Linked DNA regions of Homo sapiens: region 1 is linked to region 2. A link is a loop called in an ENCODE intact Hi-C map of the cell type or tissue named here. Cell type or tissue: MCF 10A. All regions are shown on one strand.

Evidence for each region. Peaks named below come from ENCODE experiments on the same cell type or tissue, not always from the same donor. Only the 100,000 strongest peaks of a DNase experiment are listed, where the experiment ranks them.
Region 1: a loop joins it to region 2, with 8 times the contacts of the local background. A loop is called at or near these places in 56 of 110 quality-filtered maps.

What each region holds. Positions count from the first base shown.
Region 1 is chr16:57,080,731-57,088,730 of GRCh38, reverse strand. NLRC5 (NLR family CARD domain containing 5) reads right to left here. Exons shown (of 49, transcript NM_001384950.1): 47 at 7,550-7,633; 48 at 7,121-7,204; 49 at 5,211-6,314. The coding sequence ends at 6,203. Among named protein-coding and RNA genes, the nearest start is that of CPNE2, 7.9 kb to the left of the region's middle. RefSeq lists an enhancer at 4,069-4,198. In MCF 10A, a CTCF peak has its summit at 4,326 (motif pointing left); a DNase peak (open chromatin) is centred at 4,280.
Region 2 is chr16:57,413,530-57,421,529 of GRCh38, reverse strand. It overlaps CCL17 (C-C motif chemokine ligand 17), which reads right to left. Exons shown (of 4, transcript NM_002987.3): 2 at 7,528-7,656; 3 at 6,332-6,449; 4 at 5,467-5,765. The coding sequence starts at 7,597. The coding sequence ends at 5,669. Among named protein-coding and RNA genes, the nearest start is that of CCL17, 13 kb to the right of the region's middle. RefSeq lists enhancers at 3,351-3,865, 4,382-4,897, 4,898-5,413, 7,623-7,672. In MCF 10A, CTCF peaks have their summits at 2,505 (motif pointing left) and 4,312 (motif pointing right); DNase peaks (open chromatin) are centred at 2,509 and 4,309.

The sequences.
Region 1 (8,000 bases), 330 kb after region 2:
ACAGCAGGGCTAGTGTATAATTGCTATTTTTTTGTTGTTGTTGAGACGGAGTCTCGCTCTGTCGCTCAGGCTGTAGTGCAGTGGCACGATCTCGGCTCACTGCAAGTTCTGCCTCCCGGGTTCACGCCATTCTCCTGCCTCAGCCTCCCGAGTAGCTGGGACTACAGGTGCCCGCCACCACACCCGGCTAATTTTTTGTATTTTTAGTAGAGACAGGGTTTCACCGTGTTGGCCAGGATGGTCTCGATCTCCTGACCTCATGATCCACCTGCCTCGGCCTCCCAAAGTGCTAGGATTACAGGCATGAGCCACCACACCCGGCCATATAATTGCTATTTTTTAAGTTCCAGGGTTGTGGTCACTCTGATGCAGGGACGGTCCCTTTCTAGGATCAGGATACCCAGACTTCTCCAGCCCTTCCAGACAACCTCAGACACCTCCCTCAGCTCTGACCCTGTGCTGAAGTATGTGTGGGTGTGTGTTGGGGAGTGGGAGGTGGAGGACTAAGGGTCCCATGAGGACCACTGATGCCTCTGGCCCCAGGCTCCTAACCAAGGGGTCCCCAGTTGGCCTTTCTTCCCTGGGGAAAGCTCCTCTACTGTTCTCTCCTTCCCAGGGCAAAGGTCTCTTTCTGGACAGCTAGGTTGGGGTGTGTGTGGGATGAGCCTCCAGGTGTGGCTTCCAAGGGCCAAGGGGAGGGTTCTTCACTGGGGTAATTGGGAGGCAGGACAAAGACCAGCAGTCCCTGGAACTTCCTGAGCCTTGCCCCGGGATGAGATGATCTTTTTTTTTTTTTTTTTTTTTTTTTGAGATGGAGTCTCGCTCTTTTTGCCCAGGCCAGAGTGCCGTGGTGCAATCTCAGCTCACTGCAAGCTCCACCTCCTGGGTTCGTGCCATTCTCCTGCCTCAGCCTCCCGAGTAGCTGGGACTACAGGCGCCCGCCACCACACCCAGTTAATTTTTTGTATTTTTAGTAGAGACGGGGTTTCACTGTGTTAGCCGAGATAGTCTCGATCTCCTGACCTCGTGATCCGCCCGCCTCAGCCTCCCAAAGTGCTGGGATTGCAGGCGTGAGCCACCACGCCTGGCCGAGAGATGATCTTTACCAAACCAGCCACTGAATGGTCTTTCCTGGAAGCTCTGGATGTGCCTAGAGTGCATCACAGGTCCTCAGGCCTAGCTTTGGCCATGAAGGGTAGGGTTGGGGGCAGAAGCAGAGCCCAAGAAGGGTGCACAGCCCTCCTGCCTTCCTGAGGGTCTCTCTCTCTCCAGGGAACACACAGACCCGCAGACCAGTTAAATCTCCAGTCCAGGACCACTCCAAAGTCACCCTTTCCTTTTGTTCCAGAGTTGGAGTCTGAGCCCCACTAAATACTCACTGTGTGACCTTAGGCAAGTCATGTTCTCTCTCTGTGTCTTGGTTTCCTCATCTGTAAAATAGAGGAGATTGTTGCTGTGATTGTTGGGCCTAGAGTACATCACAGCTGGCGATGCTCTACAGAAATAACCAGGCAGGGCAGGTGGCTGAGGATCCAGAACTCTCCCCAAGGGAGTGCAGAAATGAGCCATAAGATCATCTTTGCAGCTGAAGAACATAGGTCCTCGTGCCTAACCTCCTTTTGCTCATCCCCTTACTATACAGATGAGAAAACTGTGGGTGTCACAGGAGTGACCTGGGTTTGATTCCTGGTGCCACCAGTTACCAGCTTTGTACCTTTGGAAAAGTTAGGAAAAGTCTCTGGAGTTAGTGTCCCTCTCTGGGGAGGGAGGGTCATGGGATCCTCAGGACAAAATAAGGGGTGCAGGTGCAGGTGCAAAGGCTTGCCCAGCCTCTCCAAGAGACGGCATACTCCAGACCAGTGGGTCTCCACTGCGGCTGCACACTAGAATCACTCAGGGAGCTTTCTAAATACTCTTTTTTTCCCCCAAGACAGGGTCTTGCTCTGTCCTCCAGGCTGGAGTGCAGTGGCATGATCTTGGCTCACCGCAGCCTCCACCTTCTAGACTCAAGGGATCCTCCTACTTCAGCACCCCACCCCACCCCTACCCCCCGCCCCGAGTAGCTGGGACTACAGGTGCATGCTACCACGCCCGGCTAATTTTTGTGTTTTTTTGTAGAGACGAGGTTTCGCCATTTTGCCCAGGCTGGTCTCAAACTCCTGAGCTCAGGTGATCCTCCTGCCTCAGCCTCCCAAAGTGCTGGGATTATAAGCGTGAGCCACTGCACTCAGCCCAAATACTCCTTTTAAAAATAGTGATTTTTAAAAGCTTCCCAGGTGACTCTAATGTGCAGTCAGGGTTGCGATCCACTCATCTACAGTCTTGCTAAGCTAAGTATGGCCCAGCAACATGGCCATCACTTGGGGGCTTCTTAGAAATGCAGAATCCCAGGTGTCTGGGGCTGTCTGGAAGGGCTGGAGAAGTCTGGGTATCCTGCCCCAGACTTGCTGAACCAGAATCTGCATGGTGACAGGATCCTGACACCCTTACAATTTATGTAACTGCAGTTTTACAGCTTGGGAACCACTGGCTGGACAGATGTGTGTTTAGGGGAAGGATAGAGGAGGCAATTTGACAGCACCTGAGGCATGTGAAGGAGGCGAAGGGGGAGTCTGTGACTTCCATCAGAAAGATGGACATTCAGACACAATGGACTTTGGGGACTTGCGGGGGAAGAGTGGGAGAGGGGCGAGGGATAAAAGATTACAAATATGGTGCAGTGTATACTGCTCGGGCGCTGGGTGCACCAAAATCTCATGAATCACCACTAAAGAACTTACTCATGTAACCAAACACCACCTATATCCCAATAACTTATGGAAAAATAAAATAATAATAATAAATAAAACTAAAAAAGAAAGATGAACGTTCAATTTGTACAATTATAAGACTGAGGCCAAGAGACAAAGTAGTAAAAGGAGATTCTCCCCATCTTGCAGATAGACGCGGGTACTTACCAGCCTGATCGCATTCTCAGTGCGATGGCTCACATGCAGAGACGGGGAGCTTCCATTGGATCTTACTGCTTGCCACCCCATAACCTTGCTTTTCTTTGAATTTTATTTGTTTTCATGTATATATTTAAACTGAGCCTACTTTGGGGAGGAAGGGGGCAGGGAGGCTGTACTCCATCCGTGCTGGATAGAAAAACAGGCCGGGCATGGTGGCTTATGCCTGTAATCCCAGCACTTTGGGAGGCCAAGGCACGTGGATCACTTGAGGTCAGGAGTTTGAGACCAGCCTGGCCAACATAGTGAAACTCCGTCTCTACTAAAAATACAAAAATTAGCCAGGTGTGGTGGCGAACATCTGTAATCCCAGCTACTCAGGAGGCTGACGCAGGAGAATTGCTTGAACCCGGGAGGCAGAGGTTGCAGTGAGCCCAAATTGCAGCACTGCACTCCAGCCTGGGTGACAGAGCAAGACTCCGTCTCAAAAAAAAGAAAAAGAAAAAGAAAAATCAAAAAACGGTTAAGGCCTCCAAGCAGGCAGGTGGCAAGAGAGGAAGTTTCTTAATAAAATGAACAAGGCAATTTCACACCAACTTGATGTAGGCCCAGCCAGCTCTGCAGTGCCGCAATACTATGGTTTATTTCAGGGAAGCTGCTGAAAGTTTCTTGGAGTGTAGAATTTGGGCAGATATGAAGGGGGGAAAAGGCGAAGAGAGAAGTAAAATGGCTAAGCAGCAAATGAAAATAGTGTCCTTGAGCTCCGGGGTCCCCTGTCCCCCATGGCCAGGTGCCTCTGCTGGTATCCTCTGCTCCTTCCTCGGCCTTGGCTCCCCTGCCAAGCTATTTCCAGGCTTTGAGGGATTCATCCTTCATTCTTGGGCAAGGAGAGGAGGCAATGCAACCCCTCTAGTGTGAAGGTGATCTTGGGCACACTGAAGGCCAAGGTCAACTCGGCATCATGTCCCAGGAAAGGGAGACAGAATTTCGGACCCAGGGTTGCCTGGTAAACTTCTTGGATCCTCTTCCTGCCTACTTTTTCCCCCATGAGCAGGCTGACGGGCCCATTTGGTGCTAGGTGTGCCCTGACCCTGGCCCGGTAAGGGTGGCCCTGTGTGAAGTATGGGTGCTTGGCACTTGGCTGGAGGACTTTCTCCTCATGCTTGGCAGGGGGCCAGGAACAACCTGGAGGGCTGCAAAGGTCAAGGCCAAGCCACCCAGGTGATGTCACTGGTAGGCTGGGACATCCCAAGCTACTAGGCCGGGTGGGAACAGGCCCCAGCATCGCCTCCTAACTTCCTTCTGGGTCCCACAGTGGAGGAAGTTATCTCATGAATCGCCAGTGGGCTAGCCTGCCCTCCAGTGGTGCTCAGCTGTAACTGCACCACCCTCCCGACTTGGTTTTTCACAATGGGGTGGGAGGCTCCCCCTAAGATCAACTTGTTTTAACTACACGAGGGAGACAGGATGCTGATCTGTCATTTTGGGCATCTCTTCACGTCATATGATATTCGGCTATAAAAAGAGAGGAGAGCTAGGATAACTCGTTTTTGTTTTTTGTTTTTTTTGCCGGTAACTTTGCTCGTCTTGCTTTCCTGACCTCTCCAACAGTCTTAATGTGTGTCTGTGTGTTGTGGGGGTGGCTGCTAACCCACATACCTCAAAGACAGGTAGCAAAGGGTTAAGTCACATTCTATTCCATGCCTGTCTGACTTCCAAAGCCATGTTCCTCTGGTACAACATACCCATGCAAACTCTCTAGGCCAGGGTCAAAGAGCAGCAAAAAGTGGGGTCAGGTGGGGTGTCAAGACAATGGGGAGTGGTGGGGACTGCAGCAAGCTGAGGCATGTGTGCACATCTAAAAGGCACAGTCATGTGACTCTTCAGTGGGAGTGCTGGATTAGCACTTAAAAGCAAGCAGAATCTGAATTTTTATGTAAAATTCCCAATTTTGAATACTGACAATGAATTCAGAAAGTAGTTTCAATGTTATGCAAGTCAAACAAAAAATGTTTCTAACATGCTGAGCTTCTATAACACCCTCACGTTGCAGGCGAGGTCTGGAGAGAGGAGGTAACTTGCCCATGGCCACGTGACTAGAGACAAGTCCTGAGCTGGGAACCCATGTCTCCTGACTCCCAGGCCAGTGCTCCACTCAGCACACCTCTCTGTTGTTTGCGCTGCTGTCCAGTCCTTACGGCAGGGGGTGAACCACCTCTGACTTCAGTGGGGTAAGAGGAAACATTGGATTCACGCTAGACGTGGAATACCATTGTGTTTATTGATCAAGCCTGGCTTCGAGTGTGACAGAGCCATTCTTGGTTCTCCTTGGAAGTAACAAGAACACTGGGTAACATGTGAAGTGCATGGAGACTCACCTGAATCCCACCAAAGTAGTAGCTGGACCCAGTAGCCTAGCTTATTGTCTTGGCAGTGCCCCCTACCCAGTACCATTAGACCTGGCTTTGTCCCTTACATAGGACAGACTGGGCTTCTCCACTCCCGCCAGGCTGGCCCTACCTCCACCTGTCCTTGGAAGCTAGTATGTAAGTAAGGGAGGAGTCATCAAGTTTATAGATGGGTAGGCTGAGGATTGAGGCAGGAGGGGACTTAATGGCTGAGTCCCTGGCTTGTTCCAGAGCCCTGGCCCTTGAGCCCCTGGACTGGTCAGTGCATGGACACTCTCCCCTCCCAGCTCGGGCGGAAGACTTTTCCTGACTTAGCTGCTCCATACACACAATCTATAAATATGTATTTGCTTTAAAAATTAATAAATTAGATCTTGGGCCAGCCTGAGGTCATCTGGCCAGCCATGAGTCCTGTGACATGGACATTTGTCATGTGTCATATATAGACCAACAATCATGTATCCTGCTACTTGGGATGCCAGCACCCATGCCACAGAACACGTGCCACACTGACTTTCATGTAACGCCACATGTCAAGGGGTCACACTGCCACATATAACCGTACGTGTCATGCATTGTCATGACACCCTCATTGTGTGTCGCATGTCCCCAATTGATCACACATATCCCACGTAATGCAGGGTACTCCTTTGTCCAGACCCAGCTCCTGGTTCCCAAAAAAGTTCTCCCTGAGGACTGCAGCAGGACACACGTATCCTTCCTCCTGGGTGGAGTGCAGAGCGCCCTGCCGAGGCTCTTCTTTCCTGAGTCAATTATCCCAGTGGGCGAAAGGTGGATCATTTGGGTGCATCACTTGGCTGGATTCCAAAGGTCTTGAGGGGGCCATCAAGTACCCCAAGGGGCCTGGGGCTGGTTGTCAAAGAAGGCAAAGTCCAGCCTGGGCTCCTGGCTCTTCAGGTGCTGGGCCATGTCGCAGGGAATGGGGTTATTCCAGAGGCTGTGGGGCACAGATATAGGCACTCATTCATCCTCCCATCTTTGCCATCTGTCGTATCTGCAGATTGGGAGGCTGAGGCCCAAAAAGGTAGAGCTGTGCCTAGAGTTACCTGGCAGAGGCAGGTGTTAGACCAGCATAGCTGACCTAGGGAGAGGGTGTACCCCACACCTGCCTCCTGAGTCCTCCAACTCAACCTTCCTCCCTGGGAGATAGTGATGCCAGCTAAGGCCACACTCATATGACACATTTGTGCAAATAAGGAAAAGACCCTCTTTCTTCAAGATGTTTTACTTCCATCTGTCTGAAATTGTCATAATATATGATTTTGGTAGAACAAGGTACTTTACTCTCATCTGCTAGAAATCTAGCAGGTTGACAATGTGAATGGTGCCCCTTAGGTTTAATGCCCTTGTGCAGTGCACAACCTATACAACTGTATGTGATGGCTCTGATTATAGCTGCCATTTTAAGTGCTTACTATGTGCCAGGCATTGGGTTCAGTGCTTTATATGCTCATTTAGTCTTCACAACTCTCTGAGGTAGATACTATCAGTATCCCCATTTCACAGATGAGAAAATTGGGGTTCAGAGAGGTTGAGTTATGGCTACAAAGTTACACAGTTGGCAAGTGGCAGAGCTGGGGTTTGATCCAAGTCTGCTTGCTGCCAAATTCTTGGTGGAGTGGTCCAAGTCTCCTTTGATAATCCCCAGCCCAGGCCCTGCCGCCTCCTCCAGGGAGTCCCATTAGATCTGGGGGTTGGTGTAGCCTCCCACCCACCATCCCTGCCCCTGCAGGCCTCTGTTACCGGATGACTTGGATGCTAGACCCCTGGGCCAGTCCTTCAGCCAGGAGCCAGGCCCCCAAAGCTGTGATCTGATTCTTCTCCAGGCTTCTCAGTGGACAGTGAGGGGAGGGGAAAGAGAAACACGGCCATGAGAATGGGTGTGAGAGTTTCCTAGGTCCCTTCCTCAGGCCAAGGTCAGGGGACACAGTCTCCCACACTACCTTCTCAGGGAACCCAAAAGACAACAGGGGACTGGTGGCAGGTGCAGCAGGAAGGCTGAAGGCTAGAACCCAGGGGGAACTAAGCCTGGCAGGGGCTTGGAACAGGCCAGAGTGTGCAACTCAAGGAAGGGCTTTCTGGGAGGCAGGGGACTGACCCAGTGGCCTCTTGGTGTTCCCGGGATGTAGGTCCCCCTTTAGCCCGTCCCATTCCTCCCCCGGCCCCTCATACTCCACTCTCTTCAGCCGGCCCATCTGCGGCAGCACCTGGGCCAGCTCGGCAGCTGCCTCATCCCCGAGGAGATTCCAGGACAGCCTGCAGGGTAGGGGTCCCAAAGTCAGCGGCAGGAGAGCAAGGAGGTCGAGGGGTGGAGACAAGGCAGTGAATGGGGAAAGCAGGGTGCCAGTCGTGGGGGCAAGGGTTTTCAAGAGAGGCCACCTGATAGGGTGCTTGTGTGTCCTCCCCTGAAGACGTCAGGGTGCAGGTTACCTTCCTCCCTGCTCCCCTCCCCGTCAAGTTTGAATCATGACGTTGTTCACAAGATGTTGCCATTTTTGCCACATACATGTACCTCCTGTATTTAAGATGCATCATATTTTTCTTTAAATTGGCCCCCTCTTTTTTCTTACTTTAAAAAATTAATCTTGGCTGGGCGTGGTTGCTCACGCCTGTAATCCCAGCA
Region 2 (8,000 bases):
AGAGACGGGGTTTCACCATGTTGGTCACACTGGTCTCGATCGCTTGACCTCATGATTGTGAGCCACTGCGTCCGACCAGAAACGGCAGGTTTTCTAAGACTGTGGTCCGCTAAGGGCGATGTGAGAGGTAGAGGAGTAGCCATATTGGCACATCCCCAAACAGGTGAGAGAAGGTCCAGTTCCATTGCTTCATGGAGAAATAGGCTCAGGCAGGTGAGGCTCAGGCAGGTGAGGCGCATGTGTCCAGGTCCGACGGCCAGTCAGTGGCAAAGCAGAGACTCCAAACAGGTCCCTGACCCTTTGTGTTAAAATGTACTTTCGAAGATAAACTTTTTTTAGCTCCCACATATGAGTGAGAACATGAGATATTTGTCTTTCTGTGCCTGGCTTATTTCACTTAACATAATGACTGTCCATCCATTTTGCTGCAAATGACAGGATTTCCTTCTTTTTTTATGGCTGAATCGTACTCTGTTGTGTACATGTACCAAATTTATTTATTTATTACTCCATTGATGGACACGGGTTGATTTCATATTTTGGCTATTGTGAATAGTGCTGCAATAAACATGGGGGTGCAGGTATCCCTTTGATATATTGATTTCCTTTCCTTTGGATAAATACCCAGTAGTAGGATTGCTGGATCATATGGTAGTTCTATTTAGGGGAGAGGGGTGATGGGGAGAGATTGGTTAATGGGTACAAACAAACAGCTGGATAGAAGGAATAATTTCCAGTGTTCGATTGCACAGTAGGGTGACTATAGTAAACAATTTATTGTGTATTTCTTTTTTCTTTCTTTCTTTTCTTCCTTCCTTCCTTCCTTCCTTTCTTTTTCTTTCTTTCTTTCTTTCTTTGAGATGGAGTTTCACTCTTATCGCCCAGGCTGGAGTGCAATGGTGCAATCTTGGCTCACTGCAACCTCTCCCGGGTTCAAGCGATTCTCCTGCCTCAGCCTCCCGAGTAGCTAGGATTACAGGTGCCAGCCACCACATCCAGCTAATTTTTTTGTATTTTTAGTAAAGATGGGGTTTCATCATGTTGGCCAAGCTGGTCTAGAACTCCTGACCTCAGGTGATCTACCTACTTTGGCCTCCCAAAGTGCTAGGATTACAGGCGTGAGCCACCATGCCCAGCCTTTTTTTTCTTTTTGAGACAGGGTCTCCCTCTGTAACCCCGGCTGGAGTGCAGTGGCACCATCACAGTTCACTGCAGCCTTGACCTGCTGTGCTCAAGTGATCCTCCCACCTCAGCCTCCTGAGTAGCTGGCAGCACAGGCGCATGCTACCATGCCTGGCTAATTTGTGCATTTCGTAAAGACTGAGTCTCACTATGTTGCCCAGACTGGTCTCAGACTCCTGGGCTCAAGTGATCCTCCCACCTTGGCCTCCCAGAGTGCTGGGATTACAGGTGTGAGCCACTATGCCCAGCCTATTGTATATTTCAAAATAGCTAGAAGAGAAGATTTGAAACGTTCCCAACACAGTGAAATGATAAATGTTCGAGGTGATGGATATCCTGATTACCTTGATCTGATCACTATGCATTGTATGCTTGTGTCACAGTATCATATGTATCCCATAAATATGTACAATTACTATGCATCAATTTAAAAAATTTAAAATGTACCCCCAGGATTTGAATTGATGGAGGTGACTGAGTGACAACACAGAGCGACCAAGGACACTGAAAGAATTCATCACTTGCATCTCCCAGGAGAACAGGGCATGGCACACACGCAGGACCACACACGGGGCCACAGGGGGAGCACCAAGTTTGGTCAGGAGGCTGAAAGGAAGGATCAGAACAGCACAGGCCACAGCCTTTTGTGGGGTTTCCACCCGAAGTGCAAGGCAGGCCAGGGGAAGCAGCCCGGGTCTGGCTAGTTGGAATAATTCCAGGGGGCCTTGGGCTTAGGGGCCGTCCCTAGTTGTCTCTACCTGGCTCTGGGTGATTTAGGGCAGGGGAAATACTGGCTTGGTGTGAGAGTTAAATAGAGATGGTTGGGGGGCCTGTGATTGGGATTGGTTGGAGGGTTTGTAACTATTATTACTTTCAAACACTTGCAAAAACCAGCTTGCAGGGGAGGTATAAATGCTTTTGGCCCTGTGATTTGGCCCTGTGATAAATGGATGCCAAATAGACCAAATACAGTCTCTAAGAAAACACAGTGAAACACCCCAGCCCACAGCTCTTGGCACTGCCCAGGTTGCGTCTGGAGTTAGTGGCCCTGCTAGTCCCAGCAGGGTTTCTTCCTTCTTCCTCTTCATCCAGCAAACCCCAGACAGTGTAATTGGCGGTTTCTTTGCTTCTGTTCCCACAAGAGGAGAGCCGGCCAGCTACAGACACCCCTGCCCCAAGGCCTAGTGCAGCTACAACCAGATGTGGCTGATCCCAGCCCCTGGGGACAGCGATGGGGCCGGAGTCTGGCTGGTGGGGTCAGGGCCCCTGGCGCATCAGCCTCAGAACTTCCTCCTAAGAGCAGAGTGCCCTCTGGTGGGCCACTGGAAAACAACCCAATTCTAATTTCCACGTTTGGAGATGCAATATGCTTCAAGCCGGGTTATTAGGGCTCCCCAGGAAATTTCTCTTTCCCCACTAGTGCCCCTTGTGGAATTCACCTGAGCAGCACTGATGAAAATGTATAAATCAAATATACACTGTGCACAAAGCTTTTTTCCCTCCTCATAAATGAGTCTGGTACTGTTTCCTGACCCAAATACCTGCTCAGTGAGTTTATTGGGTAAATCACCCAAGCAGCTCCAATTACAAGGGGTAGAGTGTGGTCAGGATTAGACTAAGGTGAGCGTTGGGTGCAGGTGGAGGACACACAGCTGAGGTTGAGTAGGCTGGCTGTGGCAGAGGCAGCACTGAGTTGAGCGTTGAAGAGAAACTGGATTTCAGAATAGTGGCTCACGCCTGTAATCCCAGCACTTTGGGAGGCCGAGGTGGGCGGATCACTTGAGCTCGGGAGTTCGAGACCAGCCTGGCCAACATGGTAAAACCCCATCTCTTCTAAAAATACAAAAATCAGCCAGGTGTGGTGGTGCACACCTATAATCCCAGCTACTCAGGAAGCTGAGGCATGAGAATCGCTTGAACCCGGGAGACAGAGGTTGCAGTGAGCCAGATCGCACCACTGCACTCCAGCCTGGGTCACAGAGCCAGACTCCATCTGAAAAAAAAAAAAAAAAAAAAAAAAAAAAAAAGCAGGGGTGGGGTGGGGGAGGAGGGGAGGCACCTACCAGGTGAAAGAAACAACATAAGTCTGGCGCTTCTCCTCACTTTTCACCCCGAACCTGCCCATTCCTCTTTTTCCCTCCCAGCAGTCTTTCCAATCACAGCAGTCTCCAGGTCACACCTCCTTAAAATGCCCTAAGGTCACATGGCAGTTGTCCTATCTCTTGCATCTCACCATCCCCCAGCTTGCACCGGATGCTGCTCGTGAATACTTGGATTCTGAATCCTGCGTTTTGTTGCCAGTCCTGGATCCACCTCTTCCCTGCCTTTATGCAATGCCCCACCCTATCTCACTTTCAGGGACCCTCTGGCAACTCCCCACCTCCTCACAGGCCTCCACGGCAGCTCTACTTACCTAAGCTTACAATATGGGCTTCTGAGTAGGATTTCAGTAGGGAAAAAACAAAAAAGGTCTTGCTTTTTTAAACGAAGTTTGCTGGAGGCCAGGCGCGGTGGCTCATGCCTGTAATCTCAGCACTTTGGGAGGCCAAGGCGAGTGGATCACATAAGGCCAAGAGTTCAAGACCAGCCTGACCGACATGGTGAAACCCCGTCTCTACTAAAAATACAAAAAAATTAGCCGGGTGTGGTGGCGGGCGCCTGTAATCCCAGCTACTTAGGAGGCTGAAGCAGGAGAATCGCTTGAACCTGGGAGGCGGAGGTTGCAGTGAGCTGAGATGGAGCCATTGCACTCTGAGAGTCCTTCCAGCTCTCGCCTGCAGGGTGCAGGGGTCCAGACCCCGGCTGTCTCTGGCCTTTGCTGTCTTAGGAGCTTCTCCTTGCCTCCCTCCCTTTTTAGATCATCCTTCCTCCTCCCGGTGGATTCAGAGGACAATTTTCCATGAAGAACTCAGACTGGGCCATCCCCAGGACTCTGGGTCTTAGGCAGTTGTTCAAGTGATCCTCCTCGGCATCAGGACAGGAGATGAGCCCACTTGCGGCTGAAGAGACCCTAGAGTCACAGGCAAGCCAGTTCACTGGTTTTATCAACCTCGTTATCGCTGTGCCCGTACTGGAAAGTAAACTTGGGTTCTATCATCTGCCCTGCAATGAGCTGACTGGCCACAAGGGAGCAGCAGGAGGCAACAGCCGGGCCTGGAAATTGCCCTTCTAACCGCAGCCCCACCAAACAATGCCCGCCACAAGGTCCTCGGAAGAGAAGGACCCGCGCCCCTGCCGCCAAACTGTGTTCAGAGAGAAGCCACGGCCCCATCGCTGGTTGGGAGAGTGAGAGAGAACTAGAAGGCTTAGGCCCCGACTCCTCTGTGCTCAGCCCTTAGCTGGGCATGGGCAGAGGGGTCTGGGGGTGGGGTGTCCTGAGCCTCTAGTCCCCATCTTTTTTAGCACAGGGGTGTGGGGTCCCCGGAGTGGCTCACGGAGCTCTCAACCTAATGGAGGAGCTGGGACTGCCACACACGCGCACGCACACACACACACACACACACACACACACACACACAATGAGAGAACCACGCGGAGCAGGGGTCGGCTTCAGGGCAGTCCCTAAGAGCTGGGGGAGCGAGTCGGTGGGCGGTTGTGCTGGGCCGGCTTCCGGCAGGCTGGGCGCAGCCAGGGCCGGGTGGGGATCACACTTCAGTCAGGAGGAACCACAGGGCCGCGTGGCGCCCGCCTGCCTGAGCCTGGAGTGGGCTAGGAAGTCAGCCGCAGGCAGAGGGCCCAGGACCCACAGAGCCCCCTCGCCCTGGAGCTGGGGTCTGGAGTTTGAGCGGGGAGAGGGAGCCAGGGCCAGGAGGAGCCGGGCCAGCTGGACTGCAGTGAGTGCAGGGGAAGGCAAGGACAGGGCTACAAGCTTCCCCCACCCTTGGCCAGGGGGCTCCCCAGCACTGGGCAGAGCTGTGGCCTGCGGCAGGGTCCTGGCCAGTCTGTGAAATTGACTCCAGCACCTCGGGGAAGTTTGTCCTCAGCTCCACGTGGGGCAAGAACAGGAGCTGGGCTGGGGGGAAACCGGGAGACCTTGGGGTGGGTAGGGAGAGAATCCAGCGGCCGCCTCCCAGGACCCCGCCAACCCCGCCCCTGCCCGGGCCTCTCACCAGGGCCTCCCCTCACTGGTGCGTGGTCTGCGGAAGCCACGTGCCCTTCTCAGCCTCAGTTTCCCTTTCCGACCTGCACAGGGCAGGACCAGAGGTTCTCTGAGAACCCTCCCAGAGTGACAGGCCGGAGTGGAAGCGCATCTTGCGCTGTGGGGACAGACACGCTGACACAGACTGAGGATAAAGACTTTAATCTGGGCCCTTTGTGCCCATGGCTCCAGTTCAGACAAGGGGATGGGATCTCCCTCACTGTGGCTCTTCTTCGTCCCTGGAAGGCCTCCCCTGGACCCAGGCGCTCAGGGTGGGGGCGGTGAACACCAACGGTGGAGGTCCCAGGTAGTCCCGGGAGACAGTCAGGAGTCTGGGGTGAGGAGGCTTCAAGACCTCTCAAGGCTTTGCAGGTATTTAACTGCATTCTTCACTCTCTTGTTGTTGGGGTCCGAACAGATGGCCCTGCCCTGCACAGTTACAAAACTACACAGAAGGAGGACGTTACCAGGAGTGGCAGGGGGGGAAGGGCCCCCAGAGTCCCTGGGACGGCCCGCCCTGTGCTGACCAGGATTCCAAGGCTCCAAGAGGGGCAGGAAGTTGCTGCTGTCACACAGGGCATTGGTGGCAGATCTGGGACTTCAGGCTCTGTCCCGAGTAATCTCGACCCTCCCAGGGAGCCAGGGCTGCAGGAACTTGTGCCCACCCCTCAGCCTGCCCATGCCCCCAGACAGTCTAGAGCCTGGGACGTGGAGACTGCGGGCAGGGCTCAGGCCCAGGCTGGGGGAGGTGACCACATTGCCCCTGACCAGCTGTGTGACCTGGGGGTGTTCATTGCTCCCGGGGCCTCAATTTCACCACAAATCAAGGAATAGGTTGGACCTCATGGCCTGCGGCCCTTTTGGGTCCCACAGTGTGGGGAGCCTGCAGGGGTTGGGGAGGAAGGCCCCGCTGTCTCTTCCCTGCTCCCCATTGGCCGTCCTGGGAGCTCCAGGGTGCACTTGTCCCCATGCTTGGCCCTGAGGAGCAGGGGTGGAGCCAGGGGGACTTACACGATGGCATCCCTGGAGCAGTCCTCAGATGTCTGGTACCACGTCTTCAGCTTTCTAAGGGGAATGGCTCCCTTGAAGTACTCCAGGCAGCACTCCCGGCCCACATTGGTCCCTCGAGCTGCAGGGAGAGGAGCGGGGCAGGGGTGTCTGTGAGTGTCTGCGTGTGTGTTGCGGGGACCTCTGGGGGGTGTTCGTGGAAGATCTGCATGTGCGTGTCCATGTGTGCATCTGTGTGTGATGACTGCATGTGTATCACTGCCTATGTGTATGTGTGTGTGTCTGTGTGTTACCATACACAGGTGTGTGTGAGGCTTCTGTGTATGTTGTGGGGTCCCGTGTGTTTGTGGGTGTGCATGTTTTGTGTGTCTGTGGGGGATTCTGTGTGTCCTGTGAGTGCCTACGTGTGTGTCTCTGTGCATCTGTGCGCGTCCCTGTATGTCTATACCTGGCAACCTTATTTCATTTTTCCTTTCCCAACCTAATATAAGAATCTCTTTTTTCAGTCTGGGCGCCGTGGCTCATGCCTGTAATCCCAGCACTTTGGGAGGCCAAGGCGGGTGGATGGCCTGAGGTCAGGAGTTCGAGACCAGCCTGACCAACATGGTGAAAACCCATTGGTGGCGTGGTGGCCGGGCACCTATATTCCCAGCTACTCGGGAGGCTGAGGCAGGAGAATCGCTTGAATCCGGGAGGCAGAGGTTGCAGTGAGCCAAGATCACACCATTGCACTCCAGCCTGGGCGACAGCGCAAGACTCCATCTCAAAAAAAAAAAAAAAAAAAAAAAAAAGAATCCTTTTTTACATGCTCTTGGAAACAATTCTCCTATCTTTATGCTGATTCCCTCATTGTGCATAAAACCTGTTAATAAAACAGAAGCTAATAAATAATTTTGAGAATTGTTCATTTTCCATTGCACAACTACAGCCACAGCCCCCACCTCACGGCCATTGCAGCCCAAGATGTGCTCGCCTTGGTCCTCACCAAGCCCACCCGCAAGAGCTGGGGCATCGTCATCATCAACATTTTTCTCTGCTTGTTTCCCTCAAAATCCTAGTGCTGTGGGCTTCTCACGTCTTTTGTGGGAGTAGGTGGGGTGTAAATAATACACAAACGTGTGTATTGCTGTGGTGGTCTTCATGCCCCCAACCCCTGTCCTCCCGGTGCCTGCCCCTGGCCACCTGTCCCCTGCTCTCACCTGCGTGGATGTGCTGCAGAGAAGCCCCCAGGAGGAGGGTGACCAGGGCCAGCATCTTCAGTGGGGCCATGGTGCCAGGAGCCCAGGAGGGAGTCTCTGTGTGCAGGTCCCTCTGCTCAGGGAGACACCCTGCTGAGAGTCGAGGGTGGCAGTGACCTATTTAACCTCTTTGGGGGTCTTGCCCCGCCCCTCTGTCACCTCCTCACATCCTTCCCTAGACCAGTGAAGTTCGAAGAATTTGAGATGATTCAGGAGAAGTCTAGCTCTTGGAATGTTTGTGGATTTCCAGAGAATGGGCACTCAACTGGAGACAGAGGTGGGGTACATGTGTCTAGAGCCCATGGCAGTGACACACTTCTCCTTTCAAAGGGGACATTTCTTGGTTCCTCTATTAGAATTGAAAAGCCTCCACGCACAGCTGGGTTCATCTCTCTGTAGCTGGAGAGCATCCTTCATGCATGGTGGCTTGAGCA